2 separate regions of the Homo sapiens genome follow, and region 2 is linked to region 1. Evidence: read pairs that join two places in POLR2A ChIA-PET (ENCODE). Cell type or tissue: PC-9. All regions are shown on one strand. Each heading gives the region's core, and the rest is flanking DNA. Links, peaks and the distances in the headings are about the cores only. Region 1 overlaps TTC17 (tetratricopeptide repeat domain 17). Region 2 overlaps HSD17B12 (hydroxysteroid 17-beta dehydrogenase 12).

Region 1 (4,400 bases), core at 129-4,128:
GGCAAAGAATTTATGACTAAGACCCCAAAAGCAATTGCAACAAACCAGAAATGGACAAGTGGGACCTAATTAAACTAAAAAGCTTCTGCACAGCAAAAGAAACTATCAACAGAGTAAACCTATAGAATGGGAGAAACTATTCTCAAACTATGCATCCAACAAAGATCTGATATCCAGAATCTATAAGGAACTTAATTCAACAAGCAAAAAACAACTCCATTAAAAAATGGGCAAACGACACAAACAGGCACTTCTCAAAAGAAGACATACATGCAGCCAACAAATATGAAAAAATGCTCAACATCACTAATCACTAGAGAAGTGCAAATCAAAACCACAATAAGATACTACCTCGCACCAGTCAGAATGACTATTATTAAAAAGACCAAAAAAAAAAAAAAAAGGATGTTGGCAGGGCTATAGAGAAAATGGAAGTCTTATACACAGTTGATGGAAATGTAAATTAGTTCAGCCCCTGTGGAGATTTCTCAAAGAACTTAGAACAGAACTACCATTTGATCCAGCAGTTCCTGTACTGATTATATACCCAAAGAAAAATAAGAGCCACAGTAGTAATAAGATGCCCTAGGCAGAGGGACATAGGTGAAAATTAGGTGGAAGTTTAGAAATAACACATCAATACTTTCTGTATTATAAAGTTTTCATTGGAATGTTTGGGCAAATTGTAAGGGCTGCAGATACAGTTTGATTCAGGACTCAAATAGTATAACAAGGATCAGTTTTTCTGTTTTTGTTTCTTTGCTTCGTCATCCCCATTCTCAGGCCCCATGTAGATACAAGATGGCTAGTTACCAATAGCTCAAAGTTCTGGATTAGAGTCTCTTTAGTACCAGCTGACCTTACTGGAGTAGTATCTCAGAAATAATCACCATGACCAAGGGAAAGAAATTCTCTGACAACGGCTTCCCATATGGGGAAGGAAGCAAGTGAGGTGCTTTTGCCACAGGGGGGACTTATGGATATTGGATAGCAAACACTACAAATACTCACTAAACAGAACCATTTCAGGTTTTACATAGAGGCAAAATCTTGGCGACTTTGAAGATTTTGATTTATGTTTTCCTTCATATTGTCTTAATATTTAAATAACTATAATTCTGAATTAAAATATTAAAATTATTTTGTCCCTAGTTTCTAACTTAAGGGGAAAAATTTTAAATGAGAATGGCATAATTTAAGATTATATTCATCAGTTTCCAAGTGCTATTTGGAGAAGAGTGAGTTTCCCATATTGCTTTCGTGTACCTAGATGAATACCATTTAAAAAAAAAAACAGTGAAAGTGTTCAGTATATATGAAGAATAAGTTGCACATGAGAGCTTGAATTAATGTTACAACAGAAATGTTCAGTTTTCTGCCATAAAGAATAATTAAAAAGTGATTGACTCAAACTTGTTTTTGTAGGACATCAAAAATGTTTATACTCTTAGATTGGTTAAGTTTAAAATGTTCACCCTTAATCTGATTTGGCAGTGAAATAATTACCCTCATATAGTGAGTGATATTTCCATGTTACCATGTGAACTTACTGAATTTGTTGAGATAGGGTTCCAGATTGGAGGTGTAGATATTAACAATATCTTGGTTAATTAAAGCAACAAATAACATGAACATAATTTGATAGGAGTAAAATATTTACTCATGTTATATATAATTGGATACATGTACAGGTTGAGTATCCCTAATCTGAAAATGCAGAATCCAAAATGCTGCAGTGAACTCAAAAAGTATCGGATTTTGGAGCATTTCAGATTTCGGATTTTCAGATTAGGAATATTCAACTTGTACTTACATAATGTATTCAAAGGAAAATGAAATTGAATTGCCTTATATGGCTTGTCATTTTCTTTATTATAATAAACTGCTACAGTAACAGTGAAATTTTGTTTACTTGGAACTCTTAGAGAATGAATCATTCTGAATAATAGAATTCCATAGAGCCTAATTTCCAGATACTTGATCAGGTTTTCCCTGTAGTTTAAATTTTTCTCTAAAATACTTTTCATAATTTCTTCACCTCCTTAAAGTAAGTGAAAATGATTATAATTTTTCTTTACAATTCAGGTTATTATTTGCATCATTTATTGTTCTGTGCAGCAATGGAAGTTTGTAGGGTTGTTTATCCTTTGTGAAAAAGCCATAAAGTGCTTTGAGATCTTGTGTGTTCATTATGTCCTTTTTAACCTACCTCTCTGTAATTCCTGTCTCCTTTTTGCTTCTGGACTTACAGCAGCCTCTTTTCAATGCTAAAGACTTTGAAGGCATATTAACATTCTTTTACACGTTGTATATGACACAGGAGTACATAGACTCTAAACATTGACTCAGGACATCGACTCATAGTGGGCCTGGCTTATAGAAGCTTAATAAACACTTATTGGTTGAATGGATGTTGTAACATGTTCATGCATTGCTTAAAAATGGGGGTGTGTTCTGAGAAATGTATCAGATGATTTCAGCCTTGTGCAAACATCATAGAGTATACTTAAACACACCTAGACTGTACAGCCTACTACACACCTAGGCTACACACTTGTACAGCATGTTATGGTTCTGTAGGCAGTTGTAACACAATGGTAAGTATTTGTGTATCTAAACATAGAAAAGGCACAGTAAAAATACAGTATTAGGTTGGGCGTGGTGGCTCATGCCTGTAATCCCAGCACTTTGGGGGCCGAGGCGGGCGAATCACGAGGTCAGGAGTTCGAGACCAGGCTGGCCAACATGGTGAAACTCCATCTCTACTAAAAATACAAAAACTTAGCTGGGCGTAGTGGCGGACGCCTGTAATCCCAGCTACTCGGGAGGCTAAGGCAGGAGAATCGCTTGAACCAGGGAGGCAGAGGTTGCAGTGAGTCGAGATCACACCACTGCACTCCAGCCCAGGAGACAGAGTAAGATTCCGTCTAAAAAAAAAAATATAGTATTATAATCTCATGGGAGCACCATCACATATGCAGTCTGCCATTGACTGAAATGTTATTTGGCATATAACTGTATTTACAAAGTTGTCAAACATACTCTGATAATCTAAGGAGGAGAAGTATTTGAGAAGTGAGAAATTCACATTAACATTTCCCAAAGACAAGTCATACATCTTAAAATTTAAGAACTTGAAAGTACCTCAGAAAACATGTATGTCAGGCTGTAAGTCTTCTGCAGTCAACTTTTATCTGGCAAAGATCTTTGCCATTTGCTGTCACCTCAAAAAGAGAAACACAGCTGTCAGTGAACTCCCTTCCTTCTGCTAATAATTTTATCTTTATGCCTCCTCTGTATCTTTGCTGAACTAAAAGCTTCAAGGAAATGATAAGTACTTCCTCACAATTGAATGTTGACCAGATCCATGCTATGGAAATATTATTAAACTTTGTTATCTAGTAACTTTTTAATCTAAAGCTAAGATTATGCTTTAAATAGTTCTTTCAATCTTCATTTATCTCATTTTTTCTTTCTTGCAATTCTTCAAATATCAGGTAAACAGACTGGTTAGGCATTTTGTTTTTTGGTTTTGTTTTGTTTTGTTTTTTGTTTTTTTGAGACAGAGTCTCGCTCTGTTGTCCAGGCTGAAGTGCGTTGGCGCAATCTCAGGTCACTGTAGCCTCTACCTCCCGGGTTCAAGCAATTCTCCTACCTCAGCCTCCCGAGTAGCTGGGACTACAGTCCTGCGCCACCATGCCAGCTAATTTTTATATTTTTAATAGAGATGAGGTTTCACCATGTTGGGCAGGCTGGTCTCAAACTTTCAACCTCAGGTGATCCACCTGCCTCGGCCTCCCAAAGTGCTGGGCTTACAGGCATAAGCCACCGCGCCCAGCCTTGGTTAGGCATTTTGGAATGGGACTGTCACACTTCCACAGTTTCTTCCCTCCCCCAATTTTATTTTTTCTAAAAATCTCATTTAAAAATACCTGTAGAGTCATGTACTAAATAGCTATCTCTTGATGTCTGGACGGAGTTGTAAATTAAGCACTTTCTCCTGCTTCCTTATGTAAAGCTCTTATACTCTGGTCACTGGCAGTAGCTTTAACATTTTTTCCTGTATCCCATTCCATTGGACAGTGGGTCTCTCTGTCACTTTATTGATTTACTTAGGTTGTTTCTGATTGTCCTTTTGCAGCTACAAATGTTGTAATGAGCATCCTTATGTATATCCTTGCCTACTTATTGAACAATGTCTGTAGGATAGTTTCCTAGACTTTCTTTTGCTCAAAGGTTATGCAATTGTAACATTTTGATATATGTTGTCAAATGACACTCCAAACAATGAGAACACATTTATAAGCCAGCTACCAGTATATGAGTGTTCATTTTTTCTACAGCTTCAACATAATTGTTTGATTTGTTGATCCAGAGAACATGAGCAATAAGTAATAAAT
Region 2 (4,400 bases), core at 217-4,216, 340 kb after region 1:
AGATCTAGAAATCTGTGAATGAAAATATAAGTTACCTGCCTCTGTCTCCCATCCCCCATCCAACATACAGTGGTGAGACAGGGGCAAGAAAACTGTAGTAGATGCTCTCATTTAAAAAGAGGAAGAATTGGAAGCACTGTTCCATAGCAATTTTGAAATTCATCTGGGCACATGTTACTAAGTCTCTTACCCCATGTATCAAAAATATACCTTGAATAGCCTTTTCACAAGATGGCGCTGAAAGCAAAGAAGGAAGCTCCTGCCCCTCCTAAAGCTGAAGCCAAAGCAAAGGCTTTAAAGGCCAAGAAGGCAGTGTTGAAAGGTGTTCACAGCCACAAAAAAAAGAAGACCCGCACGTCACCCGCCTTCTGGTGGCCCAAGACACCACGACTCCGGAAGCAGCCCAAATATCCTCGGAAAAGCACCCTCAGGAGAAACAAGCTTGACCACTATGCTGTCATCAAGTTTCCATTGACCACTGAGTCTGCCATGAAGAAGATAGAAGACAACAACACACTTGTGTTCATTGTGGATGTTAAAGCCAACAAGCACCAGATCAAAAAGGCTGTGAAGAAGCTCTATGACATTGATGTGGCCAAGGTCAACACCCTGATTCAGCCTGATGGAGAGAAGAAAGCATATGTTCAACTGGCTCCTGATTACAATGCTTTGGATGTTGCCAACAAAATTGGGATCATCTAAACTTAGTCCAGATGGCTAATTCTAAATATATGTATATCTTTTCACCATATACATGCCTCTGTCAATTTCTGGTTGGGCTGGGAGGCCATATACAGGCATTGACATTGTAACAGGGCTTGGTCAAGACTCTTGTTTTACTTATGCTTTTGGAATACTCACCCTGCCACTCCACCATGTTTGATCACTCCAGAGATCTATGTGACTAGAGTTAGCATCATAGGAAAACCAGAACTCAGAACTTGCCTCCATGGTTGAGGGTAACAAGAAGCTTTAGAAGAACCCCTTTTATCCCTGGAAGAGGCTGTGTGTGAAACCAATGCCCAGAGTTTGAAGGGTATTAGCATCCATTTCAGGCGAGTATGGGTTGGCTGGCTTTCAGGTAGCATTTTGTCCTCATACACCCATCTACTATGGTCCAACTGGTCTGTCTGTTTCCCTCACTCCTTGTGCAATAAAGGACAAGGACTTCAAAAAAAAAAAAATATATATATATATATACCTTGAATAGTGCCCAGTTCTGCTCTTTGAGAGTTGTTCCCTAGTACATTGTTTTGTAAGACTATTAGCTCTACCCTTTGGGCTCTTGGCTTTCTCCTTCTTTTTTCTTTTTCATAAGAAATAGGTCATATTTGTAGCTGAGTAGCTTTTCAACCTGCTTCTTACCTATGTGAAGTTGGGAACCCACAGATATTTTATTTCTCCCATTTTGAACTGTTTCTTTCTCTTTTAGTCCAAACTGGTGGTACTTTTAGTACGATAGTTTTCTTTAAAACTTTGAGAGTTTTCTATGAATGTTATTAGGGATTGATTCTATGTCCCAAAAGCCACATTTATAATCCCTTTCCAGGACAGAACTGTCTTTACTTTGGGTCTGCCTATTGAAGAAAAGGTCATTAAGATTCTTCGAAGTCCCTTTGTATAGATGAGAAGGGTCTATATTTTCAAGGTCTCAACAAAAGATCTTATGGACAAACCTCTGATTTGATATCTCCCCAGAGACCATTTTTAAATTTCAGATCTTTCGCCAGTTGTAGAGACTGTTTTGGGCCCTCTTTACTTCCTCTAAATTCTGCTTAAAAATTAAACAGGTCCTTCTTTAGTTTATTTCTCTCTTCTCCATACTTTATCATATGCAGCTGAAAGAAGCCAGTTGGTACTACTTTCAGTGTTCTACCTGGAAATATCTTTAGCCAGTCAATAAGTTAATTAGGTAAATATTCTATCTTATGTAATTGTTAAATTAGGTAAATATTATTGCAGACAACAGTCTTGCCAAACATTCCACCACTGTGTAACATGAGGCACTCTCTCTCCTGCATCTAATAGCAATTTTCTCATGGTTCTTCTGGCCTTTGCTAACAACTGACTTTCCACTTTTTCAGCCTCTGCCTGCCATCAGGTCCCAAAACCAATGCTGCATATTTTAGGCTGTTTGGCACTTCCCTTAAGCAAGTCAATCAAAGCAAGTCGCATATCCAAGGAAGGGAAAATAGATTCCATCTCTTGATGGGAGGAATGGCAAATTCACATTGCAAAAGAGCATGTGGAATGGGATGACTTATAGTCATCTATAGAATAATCTATTGCACCTAGTAAGTTTAAACTTGGAAGATTTACTATAGGTGAGAAGTTAACAAGTGGTAGCCTGTGTATGTATCTGGCTCACAGATATGGTATATTTGGCTTGGATAGAGTTTTAATGAAAAAAAACCAACATAATTTATCATCAAACAATTGGGAGATTTTATCTAGAAGGTTATATATCAGGTCTCTCTTGAAAAATAGTAAGCTGTTTTTGTGTTGGGCCTTCATTTCCATATTAGCTGGAAATTGCCTGATTTACTCCCTTTCATGACCTCTTGGCTCCTATAGGTATTTGATTTTGCAGTTTTTGCTGCTGCAGATTACTAATTTATATGTTAGTTTTTTTTAAGGGAATATGGTGATGAGCAAGACAGTCATAGAGCTTACATTCAAGTATGGGAAGATGGACAATAATACTAGATAAATAATGTAATTGCACATGGAAGTGGAATAAAGCAAGAATCTGGGATAGAAAGTAACTAGTAAATAGGTAGTTGGGGTGGGGATATTTTAGATAGGGTGGTCAGGAAGCCCTCTCTGAAGACATGACGTTGAGTGGCCTTAGTGTGAGAAGGAGCCAAACATGGGGTAAGAGTGTTCCAGGCAGGCTGAGCCTCGTGGCTGATGCCTGTAATCTCAGCACGTTTGGAGGCTGAGGTGGGCAGATCACCAGGTCAGGAGATCGAGACCATCCTGGCTAACATGGTGAAACCCCATCTCTACTAAAAATACAAAAACATTGGCTGGGCATGGTGGCACGTGCCTGTAGTCCCAGCTACTCGGGAGGCTAAGCCAGGAGAATCGCTTGAACCTGGGAGGCAGAGGTTGCAGTGAGCTAAGATCGCACCACTGCACTCCAGCCTGGGTGACAGAGCGAGACTCCATCTCAAAAAAGAAAAAGAATGTTCCAGGCAGAGGAAAAAGCAAGTGAAATGACCCATGGGTGGGCCTGGGCTTGGGGTGTTTGAGGAAAGGCAAAGCCGAGAGTATAAGAGGAGAAAATGGTAGTAGAAGAGGGGCATGAACGAGGTCATGAAATATCCTGTAGGACATAAAAAAACTTGAGCTCTTATTCTGAGTAATGGGAAGTCATTGAAGGAATTGAACAGGGCTAAGGTTGTGATGTCATTTACTTTTTGCAAAGATGTCTGTAGCTGCTGTGTGGTAAATAGACTAGTGGCAAAGGGTGGAAGTAGGATGTTGTAAAGGAGGCTTGCAGTCATCTAGGGGAGGTATAAATGATGGGGCCTTGAACCAGGGCATGGTACTTTTAGGAGTGAGAAGTGGTCATACGTGGTATGTATTAGACAGGTCTTATGGATTATTGAATATGGGATATGGGAATGGGAGGAATTAAAGCCAACTTTGAGGCTTTTGGCTTGAGCAACTGAATAAATGGGTGGTCCCATGGGGAGTTCTGACAGAGGAGCAAGCTCGAAGTGGGAATTGAGAGTTTTCTCTTGACTATTATTAACTTTGTGACCCTACTGCAAAAATAAGTTTGAAAATGAAAACTCCTAAAGTGAAATTGTTTTTATCTTACAGCTCTTTATATGTGTTTTTTTCTTCTTTTCCTCTTCATTAGAAGACTTTGCCATTACTTGGATGGCATACCAGCTGCAATGGAGGAAGTATACAGATGTATATTGGAGGATGTATTTATATTTTAATGTGTAGCTATCTGCTGTCAAGAATTAGGCAAGGAGACTAGTCACTCACACCTGTAATCCCAGCACATTGGGAGGCTGAAGCGGAAGGATTGCTTTAGGCCAGGGATTCGAGACCAGCCTGGCCAACATAGTGAGCTCTTGTCTCTACAAAAAATTTAAGAATTGGCCAGGTGTGGTGGCTCACACCTGTAATCCCAGCACTTTGGGAGGCCGAGATGGGTGGATCACTTGAGGCCAGGAGTTAGAGACCAGCCTGGCCAACATGGTGAAACCCCATCTCTACTAAAAATACAAAAGTACTAGCTGGGAATGGTGTCAGGTGCCTGTAATCCCAGCTACTTGGGAGGCTGAGGCAGGAGAATTGCTTGAACCCGGGAGGCAGAGGTTGCAGTGAGCCGAGACCACACCATTGCACTCCAGCCTGGGCAACAAGAAAAAAAAAAT

Evidence for each region. ChIA-PET counts read pairs that join two places held together with the same protein. Peaks named below come from ENCODE experiments on the same cell type or tissue, not always from the same donor. Only the 100,000 strongest peaks of a DNase experiment are listed, where the experiment ranks them.
Region 2: POLR2A ChIA-PET joins it to region 1 with 5 read pairs; 2 of 35 experiments call an interaction of 5 or more read pairs at or near these places.

The regions. Positions count from the first base shown.
Region 1 is chr11:43,374,363-43,378,762 of GRCh38, forward strand. All of the region lies in intron 1 of TTC17 (tetratricopeptide repeat domain 17), which reads left to right. Among named protein-coding and RNA genes, the nearest start is that of TTC17, 18 kb to the left of the region's middle. In PC-9, for the core only: no CTCF peak of the experiment used is centred there; a DNase peak (open chromatin) is centred at 2,399; H3K27ac peaks cover 1,427 bases.
Region 2 is chr11:43,718,445-43,722,844 of GRCh38, forward strand. All of the region lies in intron 1 of HSD17B12 (hydroxysteroid 17-beta dehydrogenase 12), which reads left to right. It also overlaps the pseudogene RPL23AP63. Among named protein-coding and RNA genes, the nearest start is that of HSD17B12, 40 kb to the left of the region's middle. In PC-9, for the core only: no CTCF peak of the experiment used is centred there; no DNase peak of the experiment used is centred there.